Linked DNA regions of Homo sapiens: region 2 is linked to region 1. A link is an interaction called in ENCODE POLR2A ChIA-PET data of the cell type or tissue named here. Cell type or tissue: MCF 10A. All regions are shown on one strand. Links, peaks and the distances in the headings refer to the core of each region. The heading gives the core; the rest is flanking DNA.

Region 1 (16,947 bases), core at 7,239-12,238:
AAGGGTCACCTGAGCCCAGGGAGGTCGAGGCTGCAGTAAGCTGTGATCACACCACTGCACTCTAGCCTGAGCAACAGAGCAAGACCCTGCCTCAAAAAAAAAAAAAAAAAAAAAAAAAAAAAAAAAAAAAAAAAAGAAAAGAAAAGAAAAAGTAAAAATGAAAGAAGAAAGAAAGAAAAAAAGTGGTGGTGGTGATGATCCCCAAAATCCACACCTTTCATATATGTATGTTTTAAAAAAAAAAATCTCTCTTTTTCTCTACAGCACTTGTTATAGGACTTGGTAAAGTGCAGTGTTCTTAGAGGATATATAGTAAGTTGATTACTGATGAAATGGCAATGTTTCACAGTGCTTTTTATCTGTCTCATTAGACAAATAAATGCAATTTGGAACTTGTTCATTTGGGGCTGGCAGAATAAACTTTGACAATATATATATTGTAAACAAAATAATATATACAACAAAAAAAAAATACAATTGAATTAGGAGTGGGTATTTACCTCAGTTCCAGAGCACTAACCTGCTGCACAAAGATCTTAACAACTCTATTAAGATCAGAAACAGAACTGAAAACAAAACCAACACATTCTGACACTACTGTAGTTATCAAAGTCATAATATCCCTTTTGTGTCTCTCTGTTCTTTTTTTCAATACACACTGATCCAAAACAACAGCTATGATCAGGTGATATGTAATAATGGGAAAATCCTCCTTGGAAGTTATGCCAAATATGAACTATCCTAAAAGGAATTCAATCTGATAAGAAATAGCCAATCATTCACTCATTCACACTTTATAAAGCCTGTCAGCTACCAATGGCAATGGACATAATTTTACAGGCACAATAATTTATAAACACATTAATAATTTTAGGGACCATTGGCTACGGGTTCCACCTTGAAAATAGATGCCCAGTGAGCACTAGAAAAGGCAAAGCGTAAACTCCACATGGTTGGCCGTGCGTATGCACTGGATGACTCCAATGGCCTCTTCCAACTCTGCTATCCTGTGAAAAATATTTTCAAATTTTAAGTCAGTTCACTTTCAAACTCCAGTTCAGTTCACTGTGTTTTTGGTGTCTTTCTGCTGATCTGTCATTTCACAAAACAAAACCTGGCTACCAAAGACCAGCTCGAAAATATATACATTAATATACACACTAAAGTGTTCTCATTTTCTCTTTGAATGGGGTAAGATCTTCATGAAAGAATGTGGGATACACATTTTTATCGAATTGAACAAAACTCCTCCTCCTTTCCAGTTTAGGAAGACATCATCAATTCTTTCATTTTTTTAAGAGAGAAGAAACACTAGCCTACAATTGAGACTTTCTTTAGAATTGTCAGTGCAAGGAGAGAAGACATTTCTTCTACAAGTAAGAAGAAATGTAGTTAAATTTAATTTTTAGTTCACAACAAAAAAAGTATAAAGTCTGTGTTTTCTAAGGCAACCCTAGCATGCAAGACACTTGTCCCAATCCAAGATGACTTCTCAGTGTGACTCCCAGAGGAATGTGGGGATACGGGTTATAGGACCATCAGGAAGCTGGCTCTTTCTGCACATTGTTCAGCAGCCGAAAAGAATGCCAGGCTGCAGAGAAAGCAGCCAAAACAGATTCCTTTTATGGTGTGATAACATTTTGTTCAAGAGACCGCCCTGTTCTTTACAGGCAATGCTTCGGAACCCACTCCTAGTAGGTTGGGAGAGGTTGGGGCTTCTAATGAATAAACCAGGCCTAGCTGAGTGTATTTCACCCTAGAAAAGTAAAAGCACTCACCACGACTTCTGGAAGCAATATGATCAAATACTATACAGAACTTTCATTTCTTGGCAGCCGCTAACGCTGAAATGAGACTTTTTAACCAAGGTCCCTATTCTTAGATTCACAACACTCCTACTATTGCCAAGAGTTTTGCTAGTCTGGGTTATTTTATTTTCCTATGGTACATTTTCTTCATGAGGCTCATCAACAACAAACTCTCTAGCATCTTAAAATAGATTTTAAACTTTGTGAGGCTTTCCTGTGTAACTCAGGTTCAAAGTGTTGGTTCCTCTATAGGAACAAATCTTGCTTAATCATTTTTATTGTTCTTGGCCACATGTCTTGGATTAAGACACTTTATAACAGGAAAAGACACAGTGGCACATATACTAAACTAACATAACCTTTTGTTGTGAACGCCAAGAGGCAAAGATTAAAAGCCCAAATCCTTCAAACACAGGCTACATAAACAGCAGTAAATTAATATTTTCCACAAACATAACATTTCTGTCATGTGAGAAAATGTGAAAAATATGTAAGTGTTTTTAACTGCACTTCACAGTAAGGATTTTTTTCATGTGCTAATTAAATTTATCTCTAATTTAGGACTAGAGGTTGTTGGCAACAAGCAGCCTTTTGACATTTAAAGACAACATATCAGCCAAGAAGCTGGTTAGGGAGTGACATATCACCACCACCGCCACCATCATAGTCATCATCATTATCATCACCATCACTATCACCATCACTATCAAATATTTATGGCTGTTTACTCAGCTGAAATACACAATATACCCCAGAGGGTGTAATCAGTTTTGAATGTTTCCCATGAATTCAAAGTAGCTTCATATGGCATCTTCCTACTTTGGAATATACAAAATTAATAATTTCTACATGCAATTTATTGAGAGAAGAAAAAAATCTAAATACAGTGAGGTCACATTGATTTTAAGTACAGACAGACAAAATCTGTGAAAATTTGAAAACCAGCTTCTTGGCACTATTTGATCTAACAAGTCTTTCTTTTCAATTAATAGAAATAAGAGGAAAATTTCTAAGTGCTACAGAAAAGAAAGTATTTTAGGGTACTTGTTTATAAAATCAGATATACTTGCCTATTTGTTAAAGCTCTTTCAGATCATACTATACTTGATATCATCTACCTTAAGTGTGAGCTCAAAAGCAATTTACAGTTTCTTTAATTTTAAGAAATTCACACCGACTTCCCCATACATCAAAATTAATGATAATGTCCTGCATTGATTATATACTTCTATGTTGGATATGTAAGTTTTTTCTTTGGCATACTATCCCATTTATAACTACTGAAGAAAAAACACTAGATTAGCTCTTCTACAAAGTGGTGTGTTTGCAGCATCCTAAGTCTCTGTGTCCTTTTCAAGTGAGGGGATTGGCAGTCTCTCCCCAAAGGTCAAAAGTCAATGAAGTCCACTACGACCCTTCACCATACCCAACAAAATATATATTTTATTTTGCTAACTTAATAATATCCAGGAGGAGCAGAAAAGACGTGAAAAGGCCACCGTGGCTAACCCTGGTTGTTGTGGAGGAGACATCACGTTGTCATCACACACAAGCATGATATTCTGAGTCCCTCCTGCTTACCAGGCTTAGGGATGGCTGGGAGTGGGGTGGTAGTTTGTGGACAGGAAGAACTCACACAGACAACACTATCATGTGGATGATACTACTCAACATCTGAGAAGACTTCAAAAGAATTTTATTAGATGCCACTGGTATTTTCTAGATACAATTACATATTTGGAAGTAAACAAATGTGACAGTCACTGTTTCACAGATACTAATAAATCTTTTAGGCAAAAGCTATATTGCATTCAACATCAAATCTGATAAATATCTCAATTTCAAGGGTCCAATTCCTAGAAGACATGTTTCAACTATACCCAGTAATCAAATAGGAATTAAAGGCCTTGTAATTGAATAACACAAGAGGACCAGCTTTCTGATTACTTTAAAGATTACTCTCATTAATATTTTTATTTTATTTTCTTTCTTTCTTTCTTTCTTTTGAGACAGGGTCTTGTTCCGTTGCCCAGGCTGGAATGCAGTAGCACAATCACGGCTCACCGCAGCTTCAACCTCCCAGACCCTCTCACCTCAGCCTCCCAAGTAGCTGGGCCTACAGGTGCACGCCACCACGCCCGGCTACTTTTTGTATTTTTTTTTTCAGTAGAGACAGGGTTTCAACATGTTGCCCAGGCTGGTCACGAACTCCTGGGCTCAAGGGATCTGCCTGCCTCGGCCTCCCAAAGTGCTGGGATTACAGGCGTGAGCCACCAAGCCCAGCCTACTATTTTATGTTATACATTTATACTCATGTAAAAAATTTTATAGGAGGTTTTGAAAATAATTATATATGTATATATAGTATCTGGCTTTCAAAAACTTTAGAGGATAGCTACACTTTTTTTTATATCTTTATACAATACCTCTGTGAGATAAGCTTTTCCTCAAATTTTCTCTATTTGTCAAATTCCTTCAAAGAGCACATGATTCAGTATGGGAGAATAGGTCTCAAACATGGTAATATTAAAAGTAGGAGAAGTGGGCAAAGAAAAACAGAACAAAAACAGAATGACCCATGTAAGTGGGAGAAAACAGATGCAACCAGGAAGCTAAAAATTACAGACTGTAAACCATATTTGAAGAGTTAGATGCTTAACAGCCTCTTCCTATATTCTTTTTCCTTTCCATTACCCAGGAATTCATCACAAAACTGTTTATAACGTACCACATGGTCCTCTTCAGCCATGATCCGTTTCAATGAATTCTCTGTCTTTGCCTTAAAACATCCTCAGATCCATACTGCAATATATTCTTCCTACCCATCTGAAGACAGCAATAATCTATTCTCAACTGGGGGTGACATGGAAACCATCACACCAAAACCATTTTACTAATGTTCTAAAAATATAATATACATTTTAAGATGACATTATTTAGTGTGATTAGCATTTTAAAATCCCTATCATTGTAAAAGTAAAATGTTATCTATACCCAAAAGTTTCTCAATGAACATGGACTAAATACAACAATGCAAAGTTAAATATATAGACTTACTGCATCCAGGACTACCAGCAGTGAAAATGTCACACACAGCAGGACAGGAGTAGGTAAGTAAACAGACCAACTACACATGCTTTCCCCTGTATATGTTGGAATTAGAGTACAGATGTCTTAGGAGATACTGACCCAAATTCTATAGACACTTATGCTTGCTGCACCAGGAAATTCCAAGGTTATTAACACCCCACTATGGTAGAAACAGCAAGAAAATTCAAAATGGTCAGATAAGTTAGAAATCTGCAAAAGTGAAGATTAGATATATGAGCCTCCAGACAATCCTAACAGTAACCTACACCTTATTTACCAAAAAGAAGTTAAGGCTACTTAAAAACCTGCTAGGATTTTTTTCAACCCTGACAAAAAAAAAAACAAAAAAAACAAATACACTTGGCCAGACGCAGTGGCTTACGCCTGTAATCCCAGCACTTTGGGAGGCCGAGGCGGGTGGACCACGAGGTCAGGAGATCGAGACCATCCTGGCTAACATGGTGAAACCCCGCCTCTACTAAAAATACAAAAAATTAGCCGGGCGTGGTGGCGGGCGCCTGTAGTCCCAGCTACTCAGTAGGCTGAGGCAGTAGAACGGCGTGAACCCGGGAGGCGGAGCTTGCAGTGAGCCGAGATCGCGCCACTGCACTCCAGCCTGGGCGACAGAGCAAGACTCCGTCTCAAAACAAACAAAACAAAACAAAAAAAAAAAAAAAAAAAACATCAGCAGGCCTGGTGGCCGGCGCCTGTAGTCCCAGCTACTTGGGAGGCTGAGGCAGGAGAATGGCGTGAACCCGGGAGGCGGAGCTTGCAGTGAGCCGAGATCGCGCCACTGCACTCCAGCCTGGGCGACAGAGCAAGACTCCGTCTCAAAACAAACAAAACAAAACAAAACAAAAAAAACAAAACATCAGCAGGCCTGGTGGCCGGCGCCTGTAGTCCCAGCTACTTGGGAGGCTGAGGCAGGAGAATGGTGTGAACCCGGGAGGCGGAGCTTGCAGTGAGCTGAGATGGCGCCACTGCACTCCAGCCTGGGTGACAGAGTGAGACTGCATATCAAAAAAAAAAAAAAAGCACTTCTACAGAAATGCAACTTAAACTCTTTTTTTTTTTTTGACATGGAGTTTCGCTTTTGTTACCCAGGCCGGAGTGCAATGGCGCTATCTTGGCTCACCGCAACCTCTGCCTCCCGGGTTCAAGCGATTCTCCTGCCTCAGCTTCGTTGAGTAGCTGGGATTATAGGCATGCGCCACCACGCCCAGCTAATTTTGTATTTTTAGTAGAGACGGGGTTCCACCGTGTTGGCCAGGCTGGTCTCGAACTCCTGACAGGCGATCCCTCCGCCTCGGCCTCCCAAAGTGCTGGGATTACAGGCCTGAGCCACCACACCCGGCCAGAAACTCATTTTTGACTGCAAGGAAAACAAGACAAAACCAGTAATTTTCAGTAGCCAACTAAATCAAAACTAAAAACAAAACTAAAAAACCACTGACATTATACCTGGTTCATTGAACTTTCTGAACTTTGATGTTGGGTATATCTGTTATTCAACACAAGTCTTGCTCCCCTTTGCACACTAACATGACGCAATGACATGAGTAAAGGCTACATTCAGGCTTGCAATTGGGGATCTTGTATTCACCGTAAAGATATATTTGATGAAACAGCTTCCCTTTCTCTCCTGACATCCCAGATATGGGGAAAGGATTTAGAATTTGACCAGAGAACCTAGCTGCAAAGTCTAAAACCAAGGCCTTAAAATAACTGATTTTCTTAATATCAGAGCTACTCAGGGGCATTAATATATGATATTATGTTGTGCATAATCAATCAATGCACATTACTAAACCATGCTCAGCAAACACTGACCTAAGTTAGCGGGATGTAAAGATAGATAGCAAACTTTGTATCTGGCTAGAGTTGTTCAGTGCTCCTCAACTTTCTTAAGAAGGCTTAAAGTGAATGGGCTCAATTAGTACTAGGTAGCAAAGCCCAATGTTACCAATAATTGCCAAAGATCACCCAGGCTTTCTCTTTTTTTTTTTTTTTTTTTTGCTCCTTGTTTGTCCTGACAACCAAACTCTTTTTCACTTCCTTTATACTTCCTCCTCCAAAATCTACATGAATACTTGAAGACAACATAACTACAACCTTACAAATGCCAATTAGACAAAGAGAATAAATGATATAATATAAATCATTTTTTTAAAAAAAAACCTTGTCTTATTCATATTCAGGGAAGTCTAGCACCAAGGACAGTATTAACAACATTACAAATTTATTAGAAAAGTTATTACTTAAAACATCTGTGTGTGACCTACATCAAAGAAAAATCAAGAATTGCAAAAAGGGGAAAAAATGGATAGAAATGAAAGCATAAGTTTTTTATTTCTTTCACTGAATTTGATTACAACTTTTATGTTTAACCTACCTCAAGTTCAGGTAAGTCAGCATCTGCAGATTAACGATGGCCTCAGGAATGACTCTGATACAGTTGTGATACAGATTAAGAATTTCCAGTGATACAAAATGGCACAATTCCATTGGAACTTCAACCAGTCTGTTTTTAGATAAGTCTATAAGAAAAGGAGAGAATATTTTCTCAACAAAATTTGAACAAAATCAATACACTTTTATTAACCACAAACACTGTTTTTCTTAACATTATACATTTTGACCAACATTATCATTTTTTTTTGCACCTCTGTTACTACAGCACTGTGATTTCTATTTCCTTTTTCTATTTCCTTGCCAAATTCTGGGACATGTGGGATTTGGAAAAGCAAAAATACCACTAAAACTTTTTAGCTCTCTAAAGAACTTTTTACTGTAACTAAAAATTATGTCCAACTCATTCTACCAGACAAGTATGCAAAATGCTATCCTTTAACGTATCTGAATACATATATATTTACCAAAATTATTAATTCAATTTTTTTTTTTTTTTTGAGACAGGATCTCACTTGGTTGCCTATACCAGACTGCAGTGGCACGATTTCAGCTCACTGCAATCTCAACCTCCCAGGCTCAGGTGTTCCTTCTACCTCAGCCTCTCGAGTAGCTGGGTCTACAGGCACGCACCACCATGCCTGGCTAATTTTTGTAGGAACATGTCTTTTACATCCTTTACAAATGAACCCATAACAGACAATAACCAAGTACTTTACTCACTAGAATTACTGAGAGCCTATAATATATAAGACTGAGATAAATTGTATCTGTTAAGAACTGACACTATGAAGCACAATCAGCAGTAAAACTGGACACCACTGGGCAAAGGTACCAAAGAAAGCAATCACAGTCCCCAGAGCAGCGTAATCATACAGTACGGCCTACAGTATTACCATCCTGATGATAAGATTATGCAATAGTCCTTAATATCCTAATATCTAAATGAATGGGAGACATGATTGTCAAATTCCAGAAAACATAGACTATAAGGAAAGAACCACTACTTTTGAAAACAACTCAACAATAAGAGATAACCTCACCCTGTATCAGAAGAGACTCAAACAGTAACTGAAGATTTTCAGTAAATAATATGTAACATATACTTAAGAAACCACACCTTAGCCAAAGAAAACACAGAAAATGTAAATATGTCAATATCACAGATGAAATAGATGTTAAAGAGCCACCTTCCCTCCAATAAATAAATATACAAATAAGCAAAATCAGGATGAGATAGCTTCAGAGGGAGAATTCTAACAAACTTTCAAGGAATAATTTTGAGAATGATGGTTTCCAGCTTCATCCATGTCCCTGCAAAGAACATAAAATCGTCCTTTTTTATGGGTTCATAGAGAACACGAGGATCTTATACTATCAAAACAATTCACCTTATAAATAGACCAAAGTGAAATGATATATGATCATCTTCAAGGATATGTAAAAGGCATTTGGTATTAATTTTTAAACAACCTTATTAAGGGATATTTTATATATTTTACACACACCAGCAAAATGACACAAAAGAAGAGATATAATTTATGATAATAGCAAAAGGGCAAAATCCCCAGCAAATCTTAAGGAATATGCAAAATTTATATGAAGAAAACTTTAAAATGCTACTAAGGCAAAATTTTAAAAGGTGATGACAATTATCTCAATTATATCTATATAATTTAAGGCACTTCCAATTTAAACAAAAAAATACTTCCAGAATTTTAAAAAAACTGTTGGGGTTATTGCACAAGTTGATTCTAAAGATCTCATGGTTAAATAATGTGAAAACAGTAAAGTATTTCTCAACAAAGAAGAGCCCTGAGAGGATGAGCTCGCCTGGATATTAAAAACACATCATAGAGCAGTGTGGTGGATAGATGGGAAGGTCAATGGCATGAATTACTAAGATGGGAAATGGGTCAAGAGACATACATATGGAAATCAAGGCCACGGACCAGACTGGTACAGGTCTGCACAGCAGGAGGTGAGTGTCAGGCTGGCAAGTGAAACTTCATCTGTATTTACAGCCACTCTCCACTGCTCACATTACTGCCTGAGCTCCGCCTCCTGTCAGATCAGCTGGGGCATTGAATTCTCATAGGAGCATGAACCCTATTGTGAACTGTGCAGGCAAGAGACCTAGGTTGCGTGCTCCTTGTTAGAATCTAATGTCTGATGATCTGTCACTGTCTCCCATCCCCCTCAGATGGGACCTTCTAGAGCAGGAAAACAAGGTCAGGGCTGCCATTGATTCTGTATTATGGTGAGTTATATAATTATTTCATTATATATTACAATGTAGTAATAATAGAAATAAAGTGTACAATAAAGTAATGCGCTTCAGTCATCCTGAAACCATCCCCCACCCCGGTCTGGGGAAAAGCTGTCTTCCACAAAACCGGTCCCTGGTGCCAAAAAGGTTGGGAACCACTGAAGTGTGCAATAAAGGTGGCATTTCAAATCAACAGGGAAAAGACACAAGGCCAGTAGTTCGAGAAAACTAGATAGCCATTTACAACGAAAAAAAAAAAAAAAAAGATGACTACCTATCTCGCACCTTTTATCTCAATAAAGTCTAGATGAATCAGAGATCTACTGTGAAAAGGGAAGCTGTAATAGCACCAGGACAGCATGGGTTGTGTTTACGATCTCAGAATGGGGAAGGCTTTGTATGAATAGTATAAAGCCAGAGTGCCAAATTCAACACACACAAAAAAGTATGGCATTTTAAAACAAAAACTTCACCATAAACATATATGACAATCAAGGAATGGGGGAGGATGGAAAGTTCTACAATTCCTAAACCTAATAGGCAAATTTTTTATAAACAGAAAGAGCTTCTACAGTTGACAGAAATAAGACAAATCATAAACAAGAAAAGAAAAATAGATATGAACAGATGGCTCACAGAAAATGATATACGAATGGCTCTTAATCATATGAAAAAAAGGATCAACCACACTCAAATTAGAGTGACACAAATTACAACTAAATGGGATAGTATTTTTCATCTATTAGAATGGTGAATATAAAAAAATCTGATAAACACATTGTAATGCTGAGGCCATGGTGATGTAAATGAAGGACATTTTTTGGTAATATCTGTAAATATTACAAATGCACATACACTTTAACCTAGCAGTCTTTCTCATCTACAGATATTCTTATACATATGCAAATGACATACTTTTAGCATGGTTTCTTTTTTTTTTTTTTTTTGAGTTGGAGTCTCACTCTGTCACCCAGCCTGGAGTGCAGTGGTGTGATCTCAGCTCACTGCAACCTCCATCTCCTGGATTCAAGCAATTCTCCTGCCTCAGCCTCCTCAGTAGCTGGGACTACAGGCATGCACCACCACGTCCAGCTAATTTTTGTATTTTTAGTACAGATGGGGTTTCACCATGTGGGCCAGGCTGGTCTTAAACCCCGGACCTCAGGTGAGCTGCCCACCTCGACCTCCCAAAGTGCTGGGATTACAGGCATGAGCCACTGTGCCTGGTCAGTATGGTTTCAAATAGCAAAAGATGGAAAGCAAATAAAATAGAGGACTGGTTAAGTATTAATATACCATTAACAAACATCATAAATATGCTAAAATTAAATCAATCAATATTAATGTAATGTTAATTCTATTTTGTGTGATTGAATGTAATATTAAACATTATATTCCATAATGGAATACTAATACTATGCAGCCATAAAAATGAATGAAGCAGCTCTATATGTGCTGATACAAAACAAACTTCAAAATAGATTATAAGTGTTTAAAAACAAAAACAGTTGCAGGACAGTGCATATAGTATTTGTGGGTTTTAATGAATATTTACATAATTATTTAAATATAAGTAGATTGTGTCTGGAAAGCTACACAAGAAACTGTTTGAAGTGGTTGTTTCTGGAGAGAGGATCTCTGGCTAGGAGGACAGGAGTGAATGGGAGGAACTCACTGTAGATACTTCTGTGCCTTTAGAGATATCAACGCATTGCTTATTTCATTGTGATACATAATATATACATATTATGATAACATATGTAATTGTGTGTATGTGTGTATACACATCTCTGTCTCATTCTCCCATCAGCATTCTTACTCTTTCTCTACACGAAGAATTTCATTTCACTTAAAAAGAATTAAGAAGCAAGAGCAAACTGTGAAGTTCCTCATATTAAATTAAGGAAAATATTAAAGCAACACTCCTTTCACGAATGTTTAGAATCTAAATAGAAAAGAATTCCAGAAGTCTCTTGTGTTCTTTCTTTCTGAAACACTTTACTAGACATAGTGGTCTTGATGTGCTACAGTGCTGGAAGTTTGCCCCGAAAACTTATATGTGTGGTTTCCTTCAGGTTCAACTCAAAGAAAGTTCCACTGAGGGTCCAGTTTACATTCCAAACTTAACCTTTCCTGAGAATTGCTAGAACTATACTATCTAATTGAATGAAAAAGATACAGAATACATGTGCGTAGAATATTTCAAGAACTATTTTAGGTAATGAGAGTGTTTCTGTGATTTCAGCATCACCAATGTTTCTTTAAGCAAGAAGAAAATAGTATTTTTGTAGCAATACTGTCACATAGCTACGAACCTTTTAAAGGACAATGGGACATAAAATTAATAATAGAAACCACTCTAACCTGAGAGCAGAAGACTAGTTCTAAATCTACGACCACCTGAGATGTTTGAGAAAGTTACTCAATTTTCTAGACCTCTGTTTCTGAATAGGTAATATTAAAGTATATACAACTAGATGAGTTCTAACATTCTTTTCAAAGCTAAGATTTATGTGAATAAGTCAAATTTATTCTGAAGTCAAATATATTAAATCAAAAATATTCAAAATCCAAGAAATTTTGTTTCATCATCATAATTAATAGCAGCAGTTAAATATCACAAGAAGTTATAAAATATAAACCCACCAATACTGTAATTAAATATTGGCACATTATTTTAATGAATTTGACATTTCACTGTAGAATATATATTCCATCATATAATCTGAATTTTAAAAGTGTTCTGTTTTCAAACTTGGGAAAAATGTAATGGTAAGACAAATAAATTACAAAATGACTTACAAATTCAGCTAATATTCAATTCTGGGCTACACTTACTAATGGCATCATTAATAACAATTTGCTAAAAACATGCTAGAATATTGCACTAATTAGTGTATCAGTCTGGTATTTTCATTACTATTTACAATACAGATTATATTTGCTCTCCCCCCTTCTTATCTTTTCCTCCATAATCTCCAGGTTTGAGGGAAAACTCTGGCATTTTTCCTTCCAAGTAATTTCTTCCCTGGCTGTGTGACTGCATCCCAGAAGCAGCTGTGCTAAGGGCTGGTCAGAGCCTCTCAAGGAATGAGATTAGTCCTGCTAGCTGAAAGGAAAAGGAGGTTTACCCAGTAAAGCCTTCATTTTCCCATTATTTTAAGTTGTGTCTGATCTCTTTTAATTCTTATTTTTAATTATGCTATTCTATATGTACTTTTTTAGGATTCCTTTCTGAAAGGAGCCAGGCTACACATTATACATTCATAAAGTTATAAGGTAACAATGGGCTTCTGCCATGCCCAGGCCTACACTGGGGGACAAACAGGCAGACCACCCTGTCCACTGAGTTAGTGAGAATTCACCTATGCAATGGGTCCCCTGTTGTCTTGGGTTTGTGTTACAATTTCTACATTAACAAGGATGAAACTATATTACAAAATCTACACACAGCTTAGACACTTTCACTGGCTATACAAAAACAGTTGCCCAGATCGGCATCACCCAAGTTAAAACAAAACTGCAAAACAGAAAAACAAAAGCTTTCCTTTTTTTTGTTGTTTAGTTTTAGTTCACTCCCTGCTGAATTATGTATGCATCCTCAACGTACACTAAGGATGGGATAGCTACGGAAATGGAAAACTACTTCAGGCCTACTTTCAAGGAGTTTAAATTTTGAAAAGTAAGATGAGGCAAACCCAGAATGAAACATAAGGCAGGATGCCCTAATTGTGCTTTAAAAATGGTGCAAATAAAGAGCTAGGCATTTGGGAGAAGGTAGATGAATGACAGCTGGCAAAGTTTACCACGCATTGACCAATTCAAGCATGCCTGACACTGGAGCTTCACATCTGGCACCTCATTTAAACCACTGCATGTAGCAGCAGTAGCCCCACCAACCTAAAGATGACAAAACTAAGGCTCTGAAAGCTTCTGTCACTTTTGTGCCCAACGCTAACGATGGATAAAGCTCCCCACACAAGACCACTCTTTCTCCATGGAATAAGGCCAAGCAAGAACAGCTTTATTATCAGGAAGATACAGCAATGAAATCTTCACTGCACTTTTATGTGTCCAAAATTCAACCAAAATAAAGTCGACATGGTCTTCGTATAAGCCCAGAAGGTAAGAAAGTGATGAAAATCATGGATAAAAAAGGAAAGTACTGAAAAAAATAGGTCAGCTGATGGGCTTAATTCTAGAAGTAACAACATGAAGCTTGGCTCGAATTGCTGATTATATTAACCTTACATAAACACTCTATTTTGATTAATAGGTTTCCAAATATATGACTTGCTTTTTCTCTGAGTATCATTTAATCCTCAACTTTGTTAACAGAAGAGAGGAAGAGGGTGCAAAAAAAATGGGCATGTTTGCTTTTTGATGCTTTGCTTAGGCTGATGTGGAAATCATAGTGTGTCTTTGAGAGCACACCATGGGGAAGACACCTAGAAGGGAAGGGGAAGTGAGTGTGGATCAAGATGTTTTGATTCTGATAATCCAGAAGAGATAATCCCTTTACAAACAGTGGGAGCGAAAGATATACGTACATGTTCAAAATTTTTCTGTCCTGATAACCAAGAAATAAAACAACGTCTGGTCCCTCTTTAAAAGGGAGAGAAAAAGAGAGAAAGGAAGGAATGAATCTAGGACTTAATTGAATTAAAGACATGAGAGGGCAGTCCGTTCATGGTTCACAGAGAGATATGAGCATTCCTAACTCTGCCTTTTGAAAGGTCAGAGCCATGCCAGAAGCACCACTAACAATGACAGATACATCAAGTTGTGAGTAATGAAGGTTCTCCCACTCAGGAAAGACAGAAAGAATAAGAGCTCATAGATAACAGGAAAATATTAAAAAGGCAACTAGTATCTTTGTCTTGAACGGCAACCAAATAAGAGGGAGCAAATGGGCAAGGGGCTGTGAAAAGGTACAGTAGGGTCTGAGTGACAGAAAGATAAGTAAGCTTTTAAAAGCTAGAGATACATGCAGATAAAGAATTTGTGTATGTCTTTGTTATTTATTGCTCTAATTCTATTATAAATATGCTTGTATAGAGGTGTTAGTGAATCGGCTTATGAGCTATTTGTATATTGTTTCTCAATCTTGTTGGCACACTGCAATCACTCGGAGAGTTTTTTTTAACATCCTAAAGCCTGGGGTTCATAGCCAGAAACTTTAGAGCGTGGCTTGGACATCAGGATTCTTGAGATGTCCAGTTGATTCCCACTGGGCTATGGGAAAGCCAGGTGAGCAGACGACACAACCTATTTCTGCTTTCTCTACCTAAACCAACCCTCCACAGATGCTGCTGTCCTAAGAGCAGAGGTAGTTCCCAGAAAGGGTCCGATTTGGATACCAGGCTAGTACCTGAGAAATAAGCTGATTTGGGAAATAAAATCTTACCCAATCCAGAATTAAGCATTGCTAGGTTAGATCCTTACTCTGAACTCCTCAGCTAGTTTCTGATACAATCAGAGCAACAAGAATCTGACCTGGAATGGAGTTTTGCGTATTTTGAGTTGTCCATCATCACAGAAAATTTGTGGGGCTTTTTTTCCTCACGTAATCCTCATCACAACCTAGCGAGGCAGGTGCTGTTACAATTCCCAATCACGTGCAGGCACTAAAGACTACAGAGGTTAGGTAACTTGTCCAAGGACACTGAGTTAGTAAGTGGCAGAGCCAAGAACTAATCCAGGTTTGTATGACACCAAAGTCCTGTCTTGAATCTACTGATTCTGCCTCATAGAACTGCATACAGGCAACATCAGTTGTTCATATGGGTATAGCTTGTAGAAGAAAAAAAAATGACTGACCCATTTCAGGTGCCTGGTCACCAGGCATTAAAAAGTTTCTATAGCTCTGTACTAAAAGTAAGTGACCTCTGGCCAGGTTCCTAAAATTTTCTCCAGAAAGAAGAGCACATGTCTTTAGTGCCACGTATCCTCCATCCAACCCACAATGGGCATTGTCCTTTCCTGCTGGAATCCCAGCCTAGGTCTGGCTCTGCAGCGTGGAGCTGGGCCACCACAGCTCTATCTGTGCAAACATACCTAGGCAGCAAACCGGAACCCCAGAACCACGTCCTCCCCACGTCCGCCTCTTAATGGAAGCATTCACATGAAAGCCGAGCAGCCAGAAATAAAACAATAAGAGTCACCACTGCCAAGACAAGCTTTCCAAATCCCTAAAATAAAGTAGCCAGATGAATAAAAATAAGCAGGGTAGGGTAGAAAAACAGTCAATGGAATCTGGTGTGCAGTCAGCACGATTGGAAGCACGGTGTTGTTTTTGTATGAAAAAGGAAAGTGGTGTCTCAGGAGGATCTGGACGAGTTCCCCACTCTCCAGCAACAACATCCTGAGTTATCAGCCACCAGAGCCATCGAGCAGCCATGCCGACAGACCAGGACAGCTGGGAACCTCGTTTGCAACATCTTGTTTTATGGTCAGAAGAGAAGATCTCATCTTGAAAGTCAAAATCATTACCAGTTCCACAGAGGAAGACCAAATGACATCATAAACATGTTATCGTGGAAATTTACTTTCAGAATCTTAACACTCCTCATGATGTCTCAATAACTGGGTAAAAGGTGAATCTGTCATTCACTCATCTAAAGCCCTGGCCCACCACAAAAGTGCATGGAACCTGCTGTTTTCCCAGTACTGAGGGGGCTGCTCTGTTATCTCCACCCTCTTGCTACTCTTCCTGGGACCACTGCCTTGGTGAAGATAGTCCTTGGGTAGAGGTAGGATCTAGGGTCATGTGCCCTCTTTGGACAATTCATCCCTATCTTCACCTAGGCAGGCAAGGGTCTCTCTAGAAGAATCGCAGCTACATCTTTCTATCCATCCTGAACTTCCTCTCTCAGCTCCGCAATGTCCTCGGTGTCTGACCCTCACTTCCCACTCCTCTAGACACCCCACCCAGCCCATAACTCAGCACCCATGGGGCACACATTCAGAACTGCCCCCCAGTAAGGGAGTGCTACCCAGCCAATAAAGCAGAACCCATGGGCTGACTCACCCCTGACTCTGCAGACCAAACAACCCAACGCTTCCAGGGTTAAATAGGCAGAAATATTAAGCAGTTCCCTACAAGTTTTGAGTGAGTCAAGATCTCAGCCTGCATCTCTTAAGAGATCAACAAAGAAGTCAGGTCAAACAACAGAAATGTGATCAACAATTCTCCAATATGAACCATGAGGTCTTCCCTGATCATCTCCTTAAAACTTCTTTCATAACCATCTTAACCTTCTTCCTCTGTTCTACATTTTCTTTTTATCTTAGCACATAAATAACCTTCTAACATAGCAATGCGATTTAGTCATGTAGATAGATGTGAATTTTCTCTCTTCCCTTCCTAGA
Region 2 (5,000 bases), core at 1-5,000, 560 kb after region 1:
TGTTTGGAGAATCTCAGACTATAGGGCAGGTCCAAAGAAGGCTGGGCTAGGTCAGTCTCAGTCTGGCAAGAATGGGCCTGCATTAACACTTCCACAGGACTCGGTTACTGGCTGGATGCAGCCCTGAGACCACATGGCCTCAGCTTCTAGTGGGTCACCAGGGCAGCCACTGAAAACACCAGCCAACTGTATTTCTCTCAACCGAAGAGCTAAATGGTGCATATTCACGACCACCACATCATGGTAAAGAGGAAATACTACAAGAGGAAGCATCTGAGATTTAGAATTCTAGTTCTTGTTCTGTCATTTCTAGGTGTATGATTTTAGATGTCAGGTATGAACCTTAATTTCTTCACCTGAACAATGCAAATAATAACACCTGCCTAGTCTATATCAAAGCGTTATAAATATCAAAGGAAATGAGTGTGAAAGTGCTTTGAAAAAGTACGTGTAGTGGCTCGTGCCTGTAATCCCAGCACTTTGGAGGGCCGAGGTGGGCGGATCACGAGGTCAGGAGATCGAGACCATCCTGGCTAACACGGTGAAACCCCGTCTCTACTAAAAATACAAAAAATTAGCCGGGCGTGGTGGCGGGCGCCTGTAGTCCCAGCTACCCGGGAGGCTGAGGCAGGAGAATGGCGAGAACTCGGGAGGCAGAGCTTGCAGTGAGCCAAGATCGCGCCACTGCACTCCAGCCTGGGAGACAGCCAGACTCCGTCTCAAAAAAAAAATAAAAAATAAAAAATAAATAAATAAATAAATAAAAAGCACATTAAGAGAGAAAAAATGTAAATCTTATTGGAAGCCTTTTTAAAAAAAGGAAAAATGACATGATGATAATTACAAGAACATGAAATTTTTATTAAATAAAATCAATGTTTAATCAACTTTCTTTCTAGAAAAAATTTTGTTTCCTTTCAAATATCTGATGTACACATGCAATTTTACAGTTAAGCCATGAATATAGTCATTCATTCATCATTGTCTCATCAAATATTTATGGATTATCTTGTATATTCCAGGCCCTTTTATTTTATTTTTTTTTAGCAACTAGAGTTATAGAAAGGAATTTTAAAAAACTCACTGCAAAATAAATGTTTATATTACCATGTGTGTGGATGGGGACCAGCACCAGGGAGTGTCCTTTTCATACTCCTTATAGATAAAACTGTCATGGCTCTAGCTACAGATGAGAATGATGTGAACAACTCTTTTTTAATTTTATCAATTTTGCCCCTTAAACTGTAGATTGTTCTCTGGCAGCCGGTAACAGCTGACCTTATTGTGAAGAAAAAACAAGTCCATTTTTTTGTAAATGCATCTGATGTCGACAATGTGAAAGCCCATTTAAATGTGAGCGGAATTCCATGCAGGTAGGCACCGTTCAATACGTATTGAGTAGTTATTATAAACACTTACTATGCACTTGACTAGGGTATGGTATAATTGCTTCCTGGAAAAATAAAATGTATTAACCATGGCAGCATAGAAGTCTCTGACTGGACCAAATGGACTGGTGATAAAGCCTAAGGTCCAGCTCTGTGATCTTGGATAAATGGTTCAACCCCTCATGACCTCCGTCCCTTATCTAAAATGCAGGTTAGACTCAGTGATTGGTAAAGGCTCTCATAGTTCCTTTTTCTCTGACTCTGTACCCAGACTCAGGGAGCAAAACTGTCATTTGCCTTGGTAGGCTTTTTGATATCTCCTGAAAAAGCAGCTTCGGGAGGGGATTTAGCTTCTGCTAATTCTTCTTCACAAAGACAGTGACCATTTCTGAATGTCTGGCTTTAAAAAGTGTAACAGGTGGTTGGACTCTGCAGAGACCTCGGGTTAGTCTGGCACTGCCCCTTACCACCTATATGACCCTGGGGGAATTATTCACCTCTCTGCTCCCAAGTTTTGTATATTAAGGGTAAAAACAGCACCTACCCTGTGGATTAGAAATGATTTCCTTTTCTTAAAAAGTGTATCAGGTACAATTTCTGCTCACAGTCTAGCCTTCTTCTTATGGAGTCTCCTAATATCTCCCCTCCATATCCACTGCCCAACTGCCAGTACCTTCCTGGTGGCCTGGCCCCTTGAGACCATGCTCTCTTCTGTGTATCAATGGGTGCCCCCTGGATAATATGCTATGTTAATTATTAGTAATATATTATAGAGTATATTATAGGTGTGTACTGTTTTCCAGGAACTGTGCTGAACCTTTCTATTAATTGACATTGTGTCTATTAATCTTTATTTAACCCCGTGAAGTAGATGCAACCCCATTATATAGATGAAAAAATATCCTTACTTATAAAGGAATTTTTCAGGGTAAATCAGAAAGAACATGGCAGAGTTAGGAGTCGAACTTAGACCTTTCTGATGTCAACACTGCGGCTTTTATTTATTGGCCTAAATAAAAGTAAAGAACCCTTTATTAGTATGATAGCTAACTTTCAACTTGTCCATCTCAGGCGATAGAATGCCTGAATTCAGCTAAAATATTTGCCTGGTTAACAAATGTGGTGCTCTGAAGAGAACTTGAATGAGATGCCTTTCCTGTACTTCCCTTTTCCTGTTCTATTTCTTTGGCTCTGCAGAACATCTGATGCAGGTCAATGGGGGAAAAAATAAGAAAAAAAAAAAAAGAAAGAAAAGGCTTTTCTGCTTCTTCTTCCTCTTTAACTGAAAACAGCATAATACAGTGTTAGTCTGGATTGAACAAAGGTACATTAATCCATATATTCATATAAAAGACACTGAAGAATCACCATTGAGTAATGTTGGTAATGGTGGGAAACGGTGGTTTTTATGGAGGTCCTGAAAGTATACCTAATAGGAGCTACTTTTTCTCTAGTGCCCATGTAGGCTCTACTGAAAGGGTTTGTCAACCAGTTTACCACAATGCGAGATGTCTTACTTTTACCTTGATGAAATGCTTATGAAGTTTCTTAGTGATTTTTTTTCTTCATGCTCACCTGCTGTGCCTGCAATGGGCCATGTGGGAAGATCCACCCTCTGCTTGGAAACTAGCTCACTCTCTGTTTCATCACCTAGTGTCTTGCTGGCAGATGTGGAAGATCTTATTCAACAGCAGATTTCCAACGACACAGTCAGCCCCCGAGCCTCCGCATCGTACTATGAACAGTATCACTCACTAAATGAAGTAAGCCATCACACAGCTCTTCAAAGCTACTATTTTCATTTAACCAGTATTGCCATTTCAATCAGGGGAATATTCAAGAATCATAATTGGTGGAAGATGGTAAAAAATAAAACACAAACACACTTAGGTTAATTAAATGGTGGTCATTCATTTTTTGGTAGATATCTTCCCTGAGAAGACTGCATCATATTTGGTAAACTGCAGGATGTTTGTCTACAGCTAAGAATATCTCTAACTGCTGGGAATAACACTTTATGCTATGGAACAACAGAAATTAAAGAATTGGGGCTTTTAATTAAAACTGCCACCAAAAAATTACCAGTCCAATTAATCATGTCTCTTTGGACCATTACCCTAATTTTACTAATTACCAGATTAGCTCACTGAATTAAAGGAATATATTCACTTATATTTAATACACTATAACTAATTGCATTTTATTCCTTAGAAGGAAGCTATTTAAACTAATAATAATAATAATGCCTTTGTTTTAATCTGTAAGAAATTGGATTTTTTTTCTATCAGTACTTACAGGTTCCACTCCTTCTAGAGAGAACTTGAGTAAGATGTTGATGTGCAGGTGAGACCTCAGCAAGCTTTCACATAATCCACTAAAAGCCATTCCCTGTATTTGTTAGTTGAAAGAATAAATTCGCAGGAGGACTTTCTTTTTTATATGATATTCTCCAAGTAGTAAAAATACCTTGATGCCTTTTTATGAGTATGCAGCTATATTGCCTAATATAACTATTTTTGTCATCTTTGACTAAGTGCCCAGAAACTATTAGGGACCATATCCATATTTTTAAGACATCTAAGACTTAGGTAATGAGAATCAATTTTATGTATATAATCTTTAAAAGCATCTGTTCCTTCCCAGTTAATTAAGCCAGAGTCAGTATGCTTCTAGAATGTGTGCCTGGTTGATTGAGGGGGCCTTAAAATTGCACCCCCCCTTTTTTAATCTCTCCTACATCTATCCAACTTAGACCACCTCTCTCCAGCATCCATCAGCACGACTGCATGAGCAAACTTGATGCAGAGAGGCTTCATAGGTGGGATTTCACCTTCATAAAAGGTGAAACTGTCACTGCTGTGATAAGTTTGGTGGGGAGAGGGGAATGCCATAAACAGAAGTATTTTTAAATATTTGTTAAAACATATTTTAATTATTTTGTTCAAAAAAGTTATGTTTTCTTACGATATGTTCAGGAAAGAGTTGGAATGACACAGGAGGAAAAAATAAGCACATGGCTCTATTAGTTTTCTAGGGCTGTGGTAATAAAATACCACAGACTGTGTAGCTGAAATCACAGAAATTTGTTTTCTCATGATTCTAGAGGCTAGAAGATCAAGGTGTCAGTAGGTTTGGTTTCTACTGAGGCCTCTTTCCTCAGCTTGTAGGTAGTTGCCATCTCACAGCGTTCTTCCTCATATGCCTTTTCTTTCCTTTTTTTTTTTTTTTTTTTGAGACAGAGTTTCTCTCTGTCACCCAGGCTGGAGTGCGATAGCATGATTTTGGCTCACTGCAACCTGCGCCTCTTGGGTTCAAGCAATTCTCCTGCCTCAGCCTCCAGAGTAGCTGGGACTAGAGGCGCATACCACCACGCTCAGCTAATTTTTTGTATTTTTAGTAGAGATGGGATTTCACCATGTTGGACAGGCTGGTCTTGAATTCCTGAGCTCAAGTGATCTGCTCGCCTTGGCCTCCCAAAATTCTAGGATTACAGGTGTGAGCCACCATGCCCAGCCTCATATGACCTTTTGTTTGTGCACATGCATCCCTGGTCTCTCTCTGTATATCTTAATCTCCTCTTCATATAAGGACACCAGTCAGATTGGATTCGTG

What was found. Peaks named below come from ENCODE experiments on the same cell type or tissue, not always from the same donor. Only the 100,000 strongest peaks of a DNase experiment are listed, where the experiment ranks them.
Region 2: POLR2A ChIA-PET joins it to region 1 with 5 read pairs; 2 of 35 experiments call an interaction of 5 or more read pairs at or near these places.

Annotation. Positions count from the first base shown.
Region 1 is chr13:46,640,689-46,657,635 of GRCh38, reverse strand. LRCH1 (leucine rich repeats and calponin homology domain containing 1) reads right to left here. Exons shown (of 20, transcript NM_001164211.2): 2 at 7,291-7,435. Among named protein-coding and RNA genes, the nearest start is that of LRCH1, 96 kb to the right of the region's middle. RefSeq lists a silencer at 9,282-9,451. In MCF 10A, for the core only: no CTCF peak of the experiment used is centred there; a DNase peak (open chromatin) is centred at 9,335.
Region 2 is chr13:46,080,592-46,085,591 of GRCh38, reverse strand. It overlaps CPB2 (carboxypeptidase B2), which reads left to right. Exons shown (of 11, transcript NM_001872.5): 3 at 1,249-1,373; 4 at 3,043-3,151. All of the region lies in intron 1 of CPB2-AS1 (CPB2 antisense RNA 1), which reads right to left. Among named protein-coding and RNA genes, the nearest start is that of CPB2, 22 kb to the left of the region's middle. In MCF 10A, for the core only: no CTCF peak of the experiment used is centred there; no DNase peak of the experiment used is centred there.